2 separate regions of the Homo sapiens genome follow, and region 1 is linked to region 2. The links are chromatin contacts, found by Hi-C or POLR2A ChIA-PET in ENCODE. All regions are on one chromosome and are shown on one strand. The core of a region is the stretch at or near the end of the contact, and the rest is flanking DNA. Distances in the headings are between cores, read along the strand shown. Region 1 overlaps COL4A1 (collagen type IV alpha 1 chain). Region 2 holds the start of COL4A2 (collagen type IV alpha 2 chain).

Region 1 (6,737 bases), core at 2,617-5,116, 43 kb before region 2:
CTCATAATCATGGCAGAAGACAAAGGAAGAGCAAAGCCACATCTTACATGGCGGCAGGCTAGAGAGCTTGAGCAGGGGAACTCCCATTTATAAAACCGTCGCAACTCTTGAGACTTATTCGCTACCAGGAGAACAGTATGGGGTAGACTGCCCCCATGATTCAATTACCTCCACCTGGCTGCACCCTTAGCACGTGGGGATTATTACAATTTAAGGTGGGATGTGGGTGGGGATACAGTGAAACCACATCACACCATTACAGGTAACCTCTCCACACAGGACAGGCTTGTGACTTACTGAACTCATAGATCCCTAGTAGTCACAGCCAACTAAAACCAAGTGTCACCACGGCAAGGGTGGTACAAAAGGCCATCTCCGGCCCAAGCTTTCTAGAGATGAAGACGGAATGCATGCCTCTCGTGCTGACATACAGTATGACATTTTTTTTCTGTTTAATGGGTACTGAGTCTCAGTTTTGCAAGAGGAAAAGAGTTCTGGAGTGGATGGTGGGGACGGTCACACAACAGTATGACTGTACTCACAGCCGGTGAACTCTACACTTAAAAATGGTCAAAGTGGGCCGGGCGCGGTGGCTCACGCCTGTAATCCCAGCACTTTGGGAGGCCGAGGCAGGCAGATCACGAGGTCAGGAGATGGAGACCACGGTGAAACCTCGTCTCTACTAAAAATACAAAAAATTAGCTGGGTGCGGTGGAGGGCACCTGTAGTCCCAGCTACTCGGGAGGCTGAGGCAGGAGAATGGCGTGAACCCGAGAAGTGGAGCTTGCAGTGAGCTGAGATCGCGCCACTGCGCTCCAGCCTGGGTGACAGAGCGAGACTCCGTCTCAAAAAAAAAAAAAAAAAAGGCCAAAATAGTACATTTTCTGTTATGTGTATTTTACCACAATTTTAAAAATGTGAAAAAGATTTGTTCACCAATTCCATGAACTCCCCTTACAGCCCCAATGTGGTCACAGCAGAGCTCACCACAGGAGAGGACAAGAGGCAGCCTGCTCCCCAGGAAGGGGGAATGGAGCCCCCACACACCGCCCTGGCGCAGGAAGCCCCCCGACCCATCACAACTTCACCCAGAAGGGACTGCCTCTGATGGAATTCCACAGCCAAGCTATTAGCTCTTGGGCAATTTTGGATTCTCTCAAAACAACATTTGAAGTTGCTTCCTTTCCACCTCTCGGATTTGGGAGCCTGCTAACTCACTGGTTTGCTGCTGCGTTCTCCTGAAGTGCTACCGCTGTTTAGATTTGGAGAGCAAAAACCCCAGTGCTGCTTCTGTGGCTTCCCAGCAGCCCAAGGGCTCCCTAGCTTTTAGATCAAGTGGAGTTCCTCAAAATTTAAGATTCAAATTACTGAAGATAAGAAGGAAGACACAGAAGCGATGGACTGCCCAGGTTCCATCCCTCCTAGAGAGAACTCACATCCTGCTGTGCCCAGGGAACCGCACCCAAGGGGAATTCCTCAAGCCATCTGGGGATTTGCATCAGAGCTGAGGGCGCTTCCTGTGAGCTGCCCAGGTGGAGACAGTGAGGGAAGCCGCGCAGGGGCAGGGGCTCTGCCAGACATTGTCTCCTAAGGACACTCTGCGTCCTCTGCCACCCCGGGCCTGGTGCAGTGCCTGCCACTTGTTCATTCAGAGCTTCTGCAAGGCCAGAGCAGAGCCGGGACACCGGCTGTCCCCCGGTGACAGTGAGTGACTCATTTCGAGGCCAGCACACAGTGGCTGCACAGGGCAGGTGGGCACAGGGCAGGTGGGTCCCAGCTGTGACCGGGCGGGAAGCTGGGAAACACTGGGTCCTATTTAAAGGGAATTTAGAAACATGCAGGAGGCCCATGCTTCCATCTGAGGGTTTAACTGGGTGGAGTGTGGTTTCTTCAACGCCACATTAGGGGAGGAATGGAAAGAGGACCAGTGTTTTTGAGTACCCCGTGTGCAGTAGGAGCTTCAGAAACAGATTCCTGCTTAACGGTCACCGCACCCCGAGAGGTGGGGGTCACTGCCTGAGTCCCACAGGCAAGGACCGCGAGGTCTGCAAGGCCAAGAGCTTGCCCTGCACCTGCCCGCCAGCAAGTGGGGGGCTGAGACCGCCCAGGGCAGGACCCAGCGCCCTCACCCTCCACCATCAGCCTTCCCAGTATACAACATGAAAAATGCAGCTACTACTTCAAAATGCGTCTGCCCTCCCAGAGTGGTGGTAATTAAACTGTCCAACTGGAAGCTGACACATATTTAGAGCAAATCAGAAGGCAAAAGCATTTTTCAGAAGTTCCTTTCATGTGCGTAACTTAAGTATGGGATTTTAAATCTTACTGATCTTCCTCCTCCCTCTTAATTCTACTTTTTATTTAGGCAAAAATCTCACAAAGATCAACAATCTCGGAGTGCTTTTCATCCCACATTCCTGCTACTGTACAAGAAGAGGAAGCATGGCCCAGGCTTTTAACCCCCAGGGTCCAGAGTTCATACAATGGGAAGGAAAGTGAAACAATACATGTTTCAGGGAAACACGCATCTCCTGATTCTGCTGCACTGATTAATCCTCCCTGCCTGGAATTTCCAGCTGTCCTGATCTGCTTCACTTCGATGTGTTCCCCAATGGGTCTAAGTCTCCTTCATGATAACCTTCCAGTTTACGGCTGTATTTTAAAACCAGTATTTCATTTCAAGGGCTGCAAGGAGTCCATCAACACTTGTGCCCTAAAGGCGGCTGCTAGCACTGATCCCCCAAGGACCTCGTGAGCTTAGAGGAGCTCCTGAGTGTGTGGACCAGAGTTGGACACCATAAATTGTGCATCTGAACTTGGATCAAGTGAACCAAATTTCTCCAGAGCAGGCAGGTAGGTCTAGCTGGCTGAACCCTGTCCGCTCTCCAAACATGCCTGGAAAACTCCCACGCAGCAGAAAGCAGTCAAGGAACTCAAAGCCAAGAATACACAGTGTATCCTCTCCAGTCCAAGCCAGAGACAAACCACCCCAGACCAAGGAGAGACAGCTGTCTGCAGTGAATTCACGACGGCCTTGGCCTCCAGGAATGATGTCACACCCCTCATGAAATACTTCAAAATCAGGAACGGAGGTTCAGATAAGACAGAATACAGCATGTAATCAAGAAGTATTGGGAAAACCACCCAACCCTTTACCATGTCAAGCACAAAACAGATTACTAAGATAAACTGAGCCCCACCACGCCCTTACAGACCCACTTTGAAAGATGCATTAAAATGAGCAAGCTGCGTATTATTCTTATTATTATTTTAAAATTTTGGCATATGGGATCTCGCTCTGTTGCCCAGGCTGGAGTGCAGTGCTGTAGTTGTAGCTCAGTGCAACCTCAAACTCCTGGACTCATGCGATCCTCCTGCCCCAGCCTCCCAAGAAGCTGGGACCACAGGCGTGTACCACCATGCCCAGCTCCTGTGTTTATTTTTATCATCAAAATGGAATTTGATGCTATCTTCTAGACGAATGAAAAAGTAGATTTTGCCTCTTGTATGGATAGTAACAGTTCACCAATTATATATTAAATGAAAATGTAAATTTAATCATTAAATGGCATATTATTTTATAGATCATTTCTTACAAACACTTATTAGGGCTCTCAAATAAACTTTAAAGAAATGTAAGTTTAGGCTATCAACATTAGGGCCAAGTAAAAATGAATTCCTCATTGTAAATAAAGGAAAACCTAAAATTAAACAGCTGAATGTTTACTATTATTTAAAAAAGAAAAAAGTAGGCCAGCATTTTTTCAGAGCCAACACATCTGTAAAAACTGTATCAAAAGAAAAAGTTCAGGACATCCTCATCCCTCGCACTGCTTGGCAGGAGAGGGCTGCTGCGGCAGCTGTGCTCCCAGCCTGCTCTGAGACACTGCTTTCCAACACACACCCCAGACTGCGTCCCCAACCCCTCCCAGCCAGGAATGAAGGCTGAACGGGGAGGAGGCATTCCACACCCACCCCTCAGGAGTCCAGGTTAATTATTTCTGAGGTCAAAGGACCGCAGACTCTGGTCCTTCTTCATGGGAGGGAAAGACATAGACTTTAAGGAGTTGCAGACCTCATAAAATGTGTATTTTCAGCTCTCAGAACCCTGTTTGCCATTCCCAGTAGAATCATTCATTCTGTCCTCTGGAGTTAGCTGAGTCAACTAACCTGGCTGCAGGTTCCCTCTTAAAACTCAAACTTGGCAACCACCCTCCTAACCCCTACCTGCGCCCAAAACCAAATCCAAATTCCCAATAATTCCTAAGAACAACAGAGGGAGGACGGTAGAAAGATAAGGGAAAAAAGGAGGGAAGGAGAGGAGGAGAAAGAAGTAAAAGGTTAAAATAATGTATTTCAATGGATGCACATTCAGGCCTCATGCTTCAGAATCTACCAAAGAATGCCAACTCTAGTTCCATACTTTAATTAAATCCAAAAGGTTTTAAAGAAGGAAATTGTTTTGACATGCTACTTTGGCCCAGTGAATCAAAAGTATTAAATAATATTCTCTCCCTCTCCTCTCTCTCTGTCTCCTCCTTCCCCGTCTCTTTCTTTCTCCCTCTCTTTTTCTCCTCTTTCCTTCCATCTCTCCTTCCTTGCCTTCCTCTCCCCTTACTCAGGGGTTGATGGGGGGATTGAAGGCCACTGGAGCTCCTGAGCTGACAGGGCCAATGGCCCCTGCACCACGTGATCCCAGGGCATTAGGCTCTGAGATCTGGGACATGCTTTTTACACTTTCCCCATTGTCTCTCACTGTGTCTTAAGAGGGCTTTCTTCCCCTCCTTCCCTGTTGCTGGATCGCCAAGTGCTGCTGCAGCTCAGCCCACCTCGGCTCTGCAAGATGCTGGGCTGTGGGCGCCGTCCCACCATCATCGATCGGCCTTGACTGCTAGAGACCTTCTCGCTGCCTTCTCCATTCTCCCTTAGGCTCCAAATGTTTCAAGTGATCTGGGAATGAGTGGAGTGTGACCTCACTTCCTTTCAGACAGATGAAAGAAAGGATAAAGAAAGGTAGGGAGGTAGAAAATCACAGAAAGAGGAAAGAGGAAAGCGCCGACTGCAATACGATTTTGGTTTATTTTCCATATGCAGATTTCCTAATTCTACGAAGGCAATTTGAGTACATCACAAAGCCAGAAAAGGTGTGGGGTACATTCTAAATAAAGAAAAGTATTAAAGTAGTCAAAAACAAGTCTCACACAGTGTTGAGCCTGAGGCACCCTAAACTACAGCTGTGTGCAGTCGCATTCATAGCGCACAGCTCAGGCTGTGAACCCAGGAGAGACGACACATGTGCTTTCACCAGGCTTCACAGCGCGTGAGCCTGGGATCAGGAAGTGTGTGACGCTGAGAGTCAGGGGAGCTGATTCTGGTGACAAGGACACAGCCCAGCCAACTGACTCCACACAGGTGGCTGCAACCCCAAACCAGGGAGCTGCATGCCAGTCCTGGCTTTCAGGAAAGGAGATCCTATGCACATCCTATGAGGAAATGTGGCACGTAAAACGGATTTGTTATCTACGTCACTAGGTGCCTTCCTGGAGGCCTTTCTGCTGCCAGCAGTCTTGGGTTTGGGAGCTGCCCGTAGAATACAATGGAGTTCCTGAAGATGATGTGGCAGTCATCGAAATTCCACTCCAGCCAGGGCCATTCTTTATCCCCAGCACGAATTTCCACTGAACACTAGACTCTAAGAGCCCGCGGGAATTCCTGCGCATCTCCCCAGACTCCACCATGCCTGCTGGGATGATGATGCCTGCAAGTGTGTGAGGGCTCCCAGCTCAACCGTCTGCGGTGTCGTCACTGAGAGTCCTGGATGGCCACCACGTGGAGACAGATGCGGGTGGTGGCGGTCCCCAGACGCAGATACAGCAAGCAGGGGGACTGAGCCAGCAGCCCGCGCGGGGGGTGCCGCATAACCTAAAGAATGAAGTCATGCCCCGGCCTGCACCCGGGAAACTGCACACAGCGAAAGATCGCCACTGAGATAAAGAGCTGAAAGCTATTCCCCAATTCAGCTGTTTCAGCCGTGCGGTCTCACAATGGGCTCACAGACGGCAGCATCCACACGCACCAAGCTCCGGGCCAGCCGAAGGGACGCAAGGGGAACTGGCAAGCCACCGTTCTCCATGTGGGGAGACGGACGTGTCACAACCCGCCTGGAGTAGTTCCAACTCTGTCGCCACGAATCCTAGCTCAGGAAAAGCAAGAGAAGGCTGCCAACCCCCGGTCCTCCAGCCCTGGAGTCACGCTAGCAGAAATGTGGCCACGGAGCTGGATGGGGGTAAGAAAACCTTAAAACTCAAAACTCATCTAGCAAAAGAACAGCAGCCCAAAGAAAGGCAGGGCAATGTGGGGCCTCAGTATACGTCGCGGAGACCAGATGCTGACTTGGGGAAACACACAGGGCAGTGCTAGGCTAACTGGCACAGTGAGCGTGCACTGGACATGGGATATAAAATTGCAACAATGTTACAATTCCTGAACTTAATAAAGGTATCATGCTTACGTAAAAGAAAATCCTTGTCCTTGGGTCTAACGCTGACATGTTCAGGGGCTAAGGGAGATGACCTTTACAACTTAATCTCAAATGGCACAGCAAAAAACAAGAGTAATATGGAGAGGCAGTAAAACCACGAATGTGGCAAAATGTAAGCAATTGATGACTCTCAAGTGGAAAGCATGCCAGCGTTTATTTGCATACTTCCTGACACTTTTCTAGAAATTTAATTTTT
Region 2 (7,155 bases), core at 4,656-7,155:
GTTGGAACCAAGACACAAATGACAATGTAACTCCAAGCCATGTGGCAGCAACCACAACCAGCACCGCTCGAGTGCTTACTTCATGTGCACATGCTCTCCCTAGACATGGCGACTACCCTCACTGTATGTATTAGAGACTCCAAGCTCAAAGAGATTACAATGCTACTGAATGGCAGAGCAAGAATTGCAATTTAGGCTGGATTTTTTAAAATCCAGATAGTCAACAATATTTCACATTACCACTCTGACTCGAGAGGGGATCACGTGGAAAAGGGGCAGGCTGCGAACTGTTTCAGGAGCTTCAGTGGAATGCGTGCTAGCCGAGGGAAGACGAGAGGACACTGCAGGCCGGGGAGCAGGAGAAGATGAAACAGCTTCTGTGGAATGCAGAGATTATCCTTCCTTACAGTTACCAAAGCCGTATGTCGAGGAGTAGCAAGGAACGAGGCCAGAAAAATTTGACAGATCCGTACCACAAAGGGAATGCACAGCCAAGCCAAAAAGAGGGGGAACCCCAGTGAGATAGTAGGTGGCCATGGCAGATCCTGAACCAGCAAGTCTATGACCATAACTTAGGGAATTGAGGGCAATTAGCCTCTCACAGCCTGAGGAATGGGCTGGAGAGCACGAGAGCTGGGAGGAGGGGCAGGGCCATGAGGGTTCAGTGGTGATCCTGGCACAAGGCAAAGAGAGCTGGAAGGGAGTCCCAGCCGTGGGAAGGGAAAGCTGCGGGCACCTCTGGGAAGCATCCAGAAAGAAGTAGGAGACTTTGTGACTGAGCAGATGCAGAGGATAAAGAAGAGGAAAGGCTAAAGCCTCATAGTCTCTGGGCTCTGTACCCAGAAACATCAGAGGGCACCAGGACCAAAATGGCAGAGTCGGGAAGGGTTGTCAGTCCAGGTAAAAAATGAGTTCAGTCCTGAACATATTTGCTCAGTTTGAGATCAAAGCAAGACAGCCAAGGGGAGGCGTCGCGTGGAAATGTGAAGACGTTGAACTGGAGTTCAAGAAGGAGTTCTGGAGTCCCCTTCAGGGAGTAATGGTGCATCATGGAGCAGACCCCCAGTGGAAGTTAGAGAGTGCAAAGAACAAAGAGAACCACGCAGAGCTGCCCCTGCAGCTCACCCACACTGAGGGGCATGGGAAGAGGAAGAAGACAGAAGCAGAGACACGGAAAGAGCGCTAGGAGGGACCCATGTCCCAGAGTTAGGACCAGGAGAACAATGGAGGGAAACGAGGCTGGAACCAGCTCACTGTGTACCAGACTATCAAAGTCTTCACCCCAAAGTCATTCCTACAGTGTCAAAAGACTCAGAAGAAATTCACCATTAAAACATGCTCTGGTTGACATCCCTTTTCATTGTATGCATAAGAATGGTAGGAATATGTCTTTTGTATTGTTCTATAGTTGACATTTTTTCATGGTTGCTTAATAATAGCAGGAAGAACAATGCTCTAACATTATTTTAGGCATTCTATTGTTGCTTGAGCTGACTCTAGCCCAAGAACTCAAAATACCAAACCTCCTTGTGAGACATTTTAATGAGGTTAATCCTTCTTCAATTTGGGGAACAATTATTATAACAAATATCATAGAATTCATCAAAACCACTGTTGTCATTTAGCCACTTCTTGATGTTCTTCCACTGTCTACAAAGGTTTGTCTTAGATCATCACTGGTGGGTTCCATTTGTCTGCAAAATCTTTACCAGCTCTTAACTAAATAACTGAACTTGTTATGACCATCCTTGCCAGTTCTCAGAAATTTGCCAACAGCCTTGTTAATGAATAATGTAGGGTTTTGTGAATTCCCTCATGGCCTGGCCCAAGTAAGGGTAGGTTTTCTGGGTCAGTTCCTAAAGGCACTCCTGACTAGAATCAGTCATCCATGCCGCAACTTTCCAAACATCCCCTGCCTGCCTACCTGCCACCTCCGAGAAAAGGGACAGGACCACATACTGGGGCCTCAGTTGGAGCTGGGAGCTCTTTTTTAACACTGGTCTCCTAAACCCTGCCCTTCCAATTCTTTCCACCCCTCTGAGAGCAAAGTTCAGCCACCAAGATTGTTAATCACAGAAACAATGACATTTTGGTATCTCAAAGGAGCAAACTTGAAGGTCATCTTTCAGTGCAAAGACCCTTAGACTTGAGAGCAGACAGGCAGAATGACCATGTCTTCTGTGTATAGTACACCATCACAGTGCACATGGAAATGACATGCTGGTGTATAGTTCCTATTTCTCCCTCATATTTCAGAGGCGGAAGCCCCTCCCAGAAGTTTCCTCTGAGTTCCCCAAAGCTGGATTCAGTGTTCCTATAGCCCTTCGATTCCCCTGATTGTGACATTTACCAGCCTGACTTGGATTCGTCTGTTTCTTTTCCAATATTTCTCACCTGACCTTCCTGAGGACAGAGAGTGGGGGTGAGTCCCTGCCGCATGGCCAGCACCTGGCAAGGTCATGGCAGGAAGGAGGTGTTCCCGATGTGTGTGTGGAATGAAGGAAGGCACAAACGGGTCCGTGTGAGGAAGGGACAGACCTGCCAGGGAAACTGAGGTATAGAGTTTGATGAGTACCCCCAAATCATCTGCTTAAAAGCAGGTATAAAATGTAAGGTCCTCTGGTGCCTAAAGCACACTCATCCTGTGTACACGTGACTATTAATAATATATAGCATTGATAATTCTGTGAATCTAGTCAGAGTACATGAACATTGTGTCTTCTGGTTGGTCTTAAAGTTATGTCCCTTCACCCTAGTCCAATTCCATCTATTAATATAAAGAGCTTGCAGATATAAGGAATAGCTTCACCAATATCACTCCTGAGATCCTGGGCGATGCTGCTCTTGTTGGGACTGATTCAGAAACCAGCCTTCTCTTCTAAACTACATTTCCAGTAGAACATGGTCCATACTTATATGGGAATGAAATCTCACTTAGTTTGAACTCTAGGTCATTCAGTCCCAGAGGTGGTGACTAATGGTCAGGAGATGACAGTATTGCTGGACAAGCATCACCACACTGAGGGGAAAGTTCACGTTTCTAATCCTGAGAAATAATCTGTTAAGAAGCATCACACAGAACCAGCTAGAGGGGAGTGTGAAAGCTGCTGCAGGAAGGGTTCATTCCGCCCAGTGCAACTGAGTGACTAAGAGTAGAGGGTGCTCACAATCAGAACACTGCTGGCACGTGTTTGTCTGGAGCCTGCAAGCTATTCCTCCTTTCTTGCTGAAGAAAAGTGGAGGAAGGGAGGAGCGGGGAGTAGAGTGGTAGGTTCAGCGTGGGATAAAATCAATGGTTTAGAAAATCCACCCATGAGTACGTAAACAATATGACCATAGCAGATACAGCAAATACAAAATTAAACAGCCTTTCATGAAGAAAAAACAATAAGGGCAATTCATGCCTGGCACACAGCAGGTGATGTCTGGATGTACAAATGCAGGTGAAGTGTGATTCAGACAGTGCAAAGGAGAGGTAAGCCAACAGTCACTTCCACTGGCTTCTGAATGAGGATCTGATCAAATCCACAGCATCTTATCATTCAAAATGTGCTTTTAAATTATGTTTTGCTTGGATCAGTATTGAAGCTATTTCAGTGTTATGGTACATCTAACAGCTGATTTTGGAAGGAGGTAAGCCAAAATGTTATTGATGGCATGAAAAGTGAGACAAATTTTAAAATTAGGCAGATTCAGTTTTTAAGTGATTTTCTTGTATACCCATACATCATCTGCACATTAAGCACTTTTCTCTAATTAAGCCAGGGAAAATACAGAGTAATGATAATATCTGTGAGGTCAGCTGTGATCAGAAGTGCCCACAGGCTGCATCTCTTAAAAACAGTCCATGGCACCTCAAGGGACACTGCAAAGACAGTGGCCGGGAATGTAATTGAGCTTTAGGAAATGATTAAAGGGAAGTAAAATCATCTCCAACTCAACATTAATGCGTTTGATTTCCCGGGTGAGAACAGGATTTGCGTAACTGAGTGGTTCTTTCTTTCTACAGTCCTGGATGTTTGGAAAGCCAGCTCTTACAGTTAGCTTTCTTTGCTTTGCTAACATTATCCATCAGAAAATCGAAATGCAAACAGCTCCTATTTCCCAATGAAGAACTTTCTCTGATTTACCTTACCATCATCAGGCTTCACCATCTCACCTTGGAAGCGTTCAATCTTTTGGTCAATATTTCTAGACCAAAATAAAGTGCTCTCAAGCCTGTTCTTTGGAAAGTATTTTGTCATCATTACCAAAGAGTGTTTAAATAACTGGCTATGAAGTTTGGGGAGACTGGGCTGGGAGGTACAATCTGAAGTTAATTGCTGATGTAATCATTAGTCCTTTCAATACCCAGTGGAGAAGCTGCCTCCAGGGAGATAAGCTCTCAATTAGGAGACGTGTGTGTATATCACCAGTTCTCTCTGGCATGTAACAGTTAACAATTTCTATACAGTTAAGTGGATTTAGTGAGTATCATTCTTCCAGGAGAGAAGTAAAATTTTTTTTTAAAGAGGAAAACAAAGAACAAGATTAAGAACAGTAAAAGAATAAGTATGGAAAATCTGGTAAGTAGCAAAAATCATTTTTAAGCATTTGAGGGAGAAACTGCAAAATCTGTTCAGAAGCCACACCTTCCGGCCTGTGGGACTGCATGGCTGTGACACTGAGCAACAGCTGAAGTCTTTATTCTCTCGGAGGGGAAGGAAAAAAGGAAACAACAGTCAGTCCAGGCTTGTCCACGGCTGGAAGCCTCGACTCCTGCAAACCTCCTGCAAACCGATCTCCCAGATCCTTTCTGGGCAAGCACATAACCAAAGGAAATGAAAACTAGAAAAACAATTTGTGCATGGAACAATGACATGGAGTTTCACTTTGGTTTCATGCTCAAATATGAATGTGGTTATAATTTTTTAAAATATATATTAATAGAAGGCAACGAGTTGAGGATGGTGGCTTCTTCAAGCCGGGCGTCCAGAAGAGCCCCACTTCTGCCTTGGAGCGCGCCTTAGGCAGCAGTCGTGGGAAAGCTCAGATACAGCTGTTTCCAGGCAAAGGGCCCAGAGCTTTTCAGCCTCAGCCACCAGGGTCTCCAGACAAGGAGAAATACGCCCAAAGCTGCTCCCAGGGGCTAGGAGCTCGGAGCTCCCAGTGTGGGTCTCTGAGCAGCGCGGGGTGGGCGCTCCCGGCCCTCCAGCCCCCAACTCCCTCGCGCACCCGGGACGGGTGAAGGCGCCCAGCTGCCGAGCATACCCGCGACGCGGGTTCAAATCCCGCCGGCTCCCAGGCACCCTCACCCCGCCACAGCGCGGGCTGTTTCTCCTCCCTTCCCCGGAGGAATTCCTTAACTCTCCAGTACCCATACCATAACAAAGGAGGCTCGGTCCACCAATGCGCGATCGTAGCCTACAGGGACCCCCAACGAACCCCGGCCCAGAGAATGCACCTGGCCGTGCCACGCGCGACCCCCGAGGGGCAGGCGGACGGGTCCAGGCGCGGACAAAGGGGCCTCTCGGGGCGCCCAAGCTCGGGGCGGGACGCCGGGAGCGGAGCTGGCCGGGAACTCACCTTCGCAGCGGCCCGGCTGTGCTCCTCGTGGAGCAGAAGGGCGGCGGGCAGCAGCAGCAGCCAGACGCTGAGCCGGGGCCCCATGGTGGCGCGCCCGAGGCGGCGAGGGACGGCTGCCCGGCGTGCGGGGGCCGCGGCGGACAGCTAGCTCTCGGAAGGCCGGACTTCCAGCGCTACGCACCGTCCCGGGTGCGGCGGCTCCAAGCGGAGACCTGAGCGCGGCGGGCCGAGCTCCCCAATTTGTTGGCGCTGCCCCCTCCCCCCCGGCGGTGCGCGGGCGGCGCCTCAAAGGGGAGGACCCTGCGGCGCGGGTAAGAGGCGGCGGGAGCGCGCGGCCCGGGAGTGTGGCTGCAGTGCGCCGGGACACCAGGGCTCCGCGCTCCGCACTCAAGAGGCTCCCGCGTCCCAACCCCTCGCGCCCGCGCGTTCGCGGATCCAGGCCGAGGACCGAAAGGGGCCGCCCGAGCCCCCGGGGCCGGCGCCCAGAGAGCCCAGCAAGGCCGGCCGCCCTGCCGGTGTGCCGCCGGCGGGTGCTTCTGGAAGGGCCAATGCGTTCGGGCAGCAGCCCCTGAAGCCGAGCCCGAGGTGAGAGCGACCCCCGAGCGGCGCCCAGACCCTGGCCCGAGAGCACCGACTTGGAGCGCCTTGTGCAGGCTAGGGCTGCACGCTCTCCTGCTTGGGAGTAGAAAGGGGGAGGGTGGGAGAGCGAAGACCGAGCTCCTCGGCCAAGGAGCACCCACAGGGGCCTAACGGGAGGCTCTCCTTCTTTCCGGGTCGTGGGGGGGACGGCCCTCCGGTCACCCCTGCATGCGGGCCGCGCACCGCGCTGTCCCCGCGTCTCGCGGACCGAGACCGGCGGTGAGGATGGGCTGCCTCCCTCATCCTGCGCTAAACTCGCTTTGTCTGTCGCCTCTAGGCTAAGTGGGACTGACCGGGGCCCAGAGTGGACGAACCGCCAGCATGGGGAGAGACCAGCGCGCGGTGGCCGGCCCTGCCCTACGGCGGTAAGCGACTTTCTGCCTGGTCCCCGTGGGTCACGCGCGCATGGACCCTTCGGTGTAACTCTCGGGGACTGACAAGCCGGGCCCGCACGTTCACGTCTCTCTTCCTCCCTTTCCCATGCAGGTGGCTGCTGCTGGGGACAGTGACCGTGGGGTTCCTCGCCCAGAGCGTCTTGGCGGTAAGTCCTGGCTCCCGCGCTTGGACTTGCGCGCCCGAGAGTGGTTGGGACGTTTGAGTGGCCTTGGAGAAGGCAGCTCGTCCGTGCGCTCCCGAGTGTGTGTGTGCGTGTGGATGTTCGCCAGGCTGCCCACCAAGGTTCTGAGAAAGCTTGCTCTTCCCTCATCATGCTTTCCACCTTTCCTTCCCCTTGGGTTCCCAGCGTCAATCCTGTGTTTTGCAAGCGTCGGCCTTTCACGGGAACTGGGAACTTAAAATGTAGCCTGAGGCACCGTTTTCGTTGCTTTGGGCAAAGCTGCAGCCGTAGAGGCCAGGAAAGTGTGTCAGTCACTAGGCAGTGAGACGCCAGGCTTAGGGCGAAAAAAGTTTTCCTGGAACTCGGGAGCTGGTGGGGAGTCTCTGTCACGGACT

Evidence for each region. Hi-C counts contacts between places; a loop is a spot of excess contacts on that map. ChIA-PET counts read pairs that join two places held with the same protein, here RNA polymerase II (POLR2A). Pooled maps may share reads with other maps.
Region 1: a loop to region 2 is called in a map of heart left ventricle, with 3 times the contacts of the local background. The contact joins the enhancer-like site here to the promoter of COL4A2 in region 2. A Hi-C loop is called at or near these places in 29 of 168 maps with a recorded cell type or tissue (Caco-2, MCF 10A, Right ventricle myocardium inferior and 15 more) and 16 of 50 pooled maps. POLR2A ChIA-PET finds 5 or more read pairs at or near these places in 7 of 52 experiments (AG04450, H1, MCF 10A and 2 more).

The regions. Positions count from the first base shown.
Region 1 is chr13:110,260,190-110,266,926 of GRCh38, forward strand. All of the region lies in intron 1 of COL4A1 (collagen type IV alpha 1 chain), which reads right to left. Among named protein-coding and RNA genes, the nearest start is that of COL4A1, 44 kb to the right of the region's middle. Within about 2 kb of position 3,867, at least 15 of the 41 ENCODE cell types and tissues checked have a DNase peak (open chromatin) inside an H3K27ac peak, as active enhancers do; they include ascending aorta, gastrocnemius medialis, heart left ventricle and 4 more, where a contact is called at or near this core.
Region 2 is chr13:110,301,379-110,308,533 of GRCh38, forward strand. It overlaps COL4A2 (collagen type IV alpha 2 chain), which reads left to right and starts at 5,906. Exons shown (of 48, transcript NM_001846.4): 1 at 5,906-6,150; 2 at 6,482-6,569; 3 at 6,691-6,745. The coding sequence starts at 6,526. COL4A1 (collagen type IV alpha 1 chain) reads right to left here and starts at 5,779. Exons shown (of 52, transcript NM_001845.6): 1 at 5,566-5,779. The coding sequence starts at 5,649. RefSeq lists enhancers at 5,535-6,368, 6,369-7,155.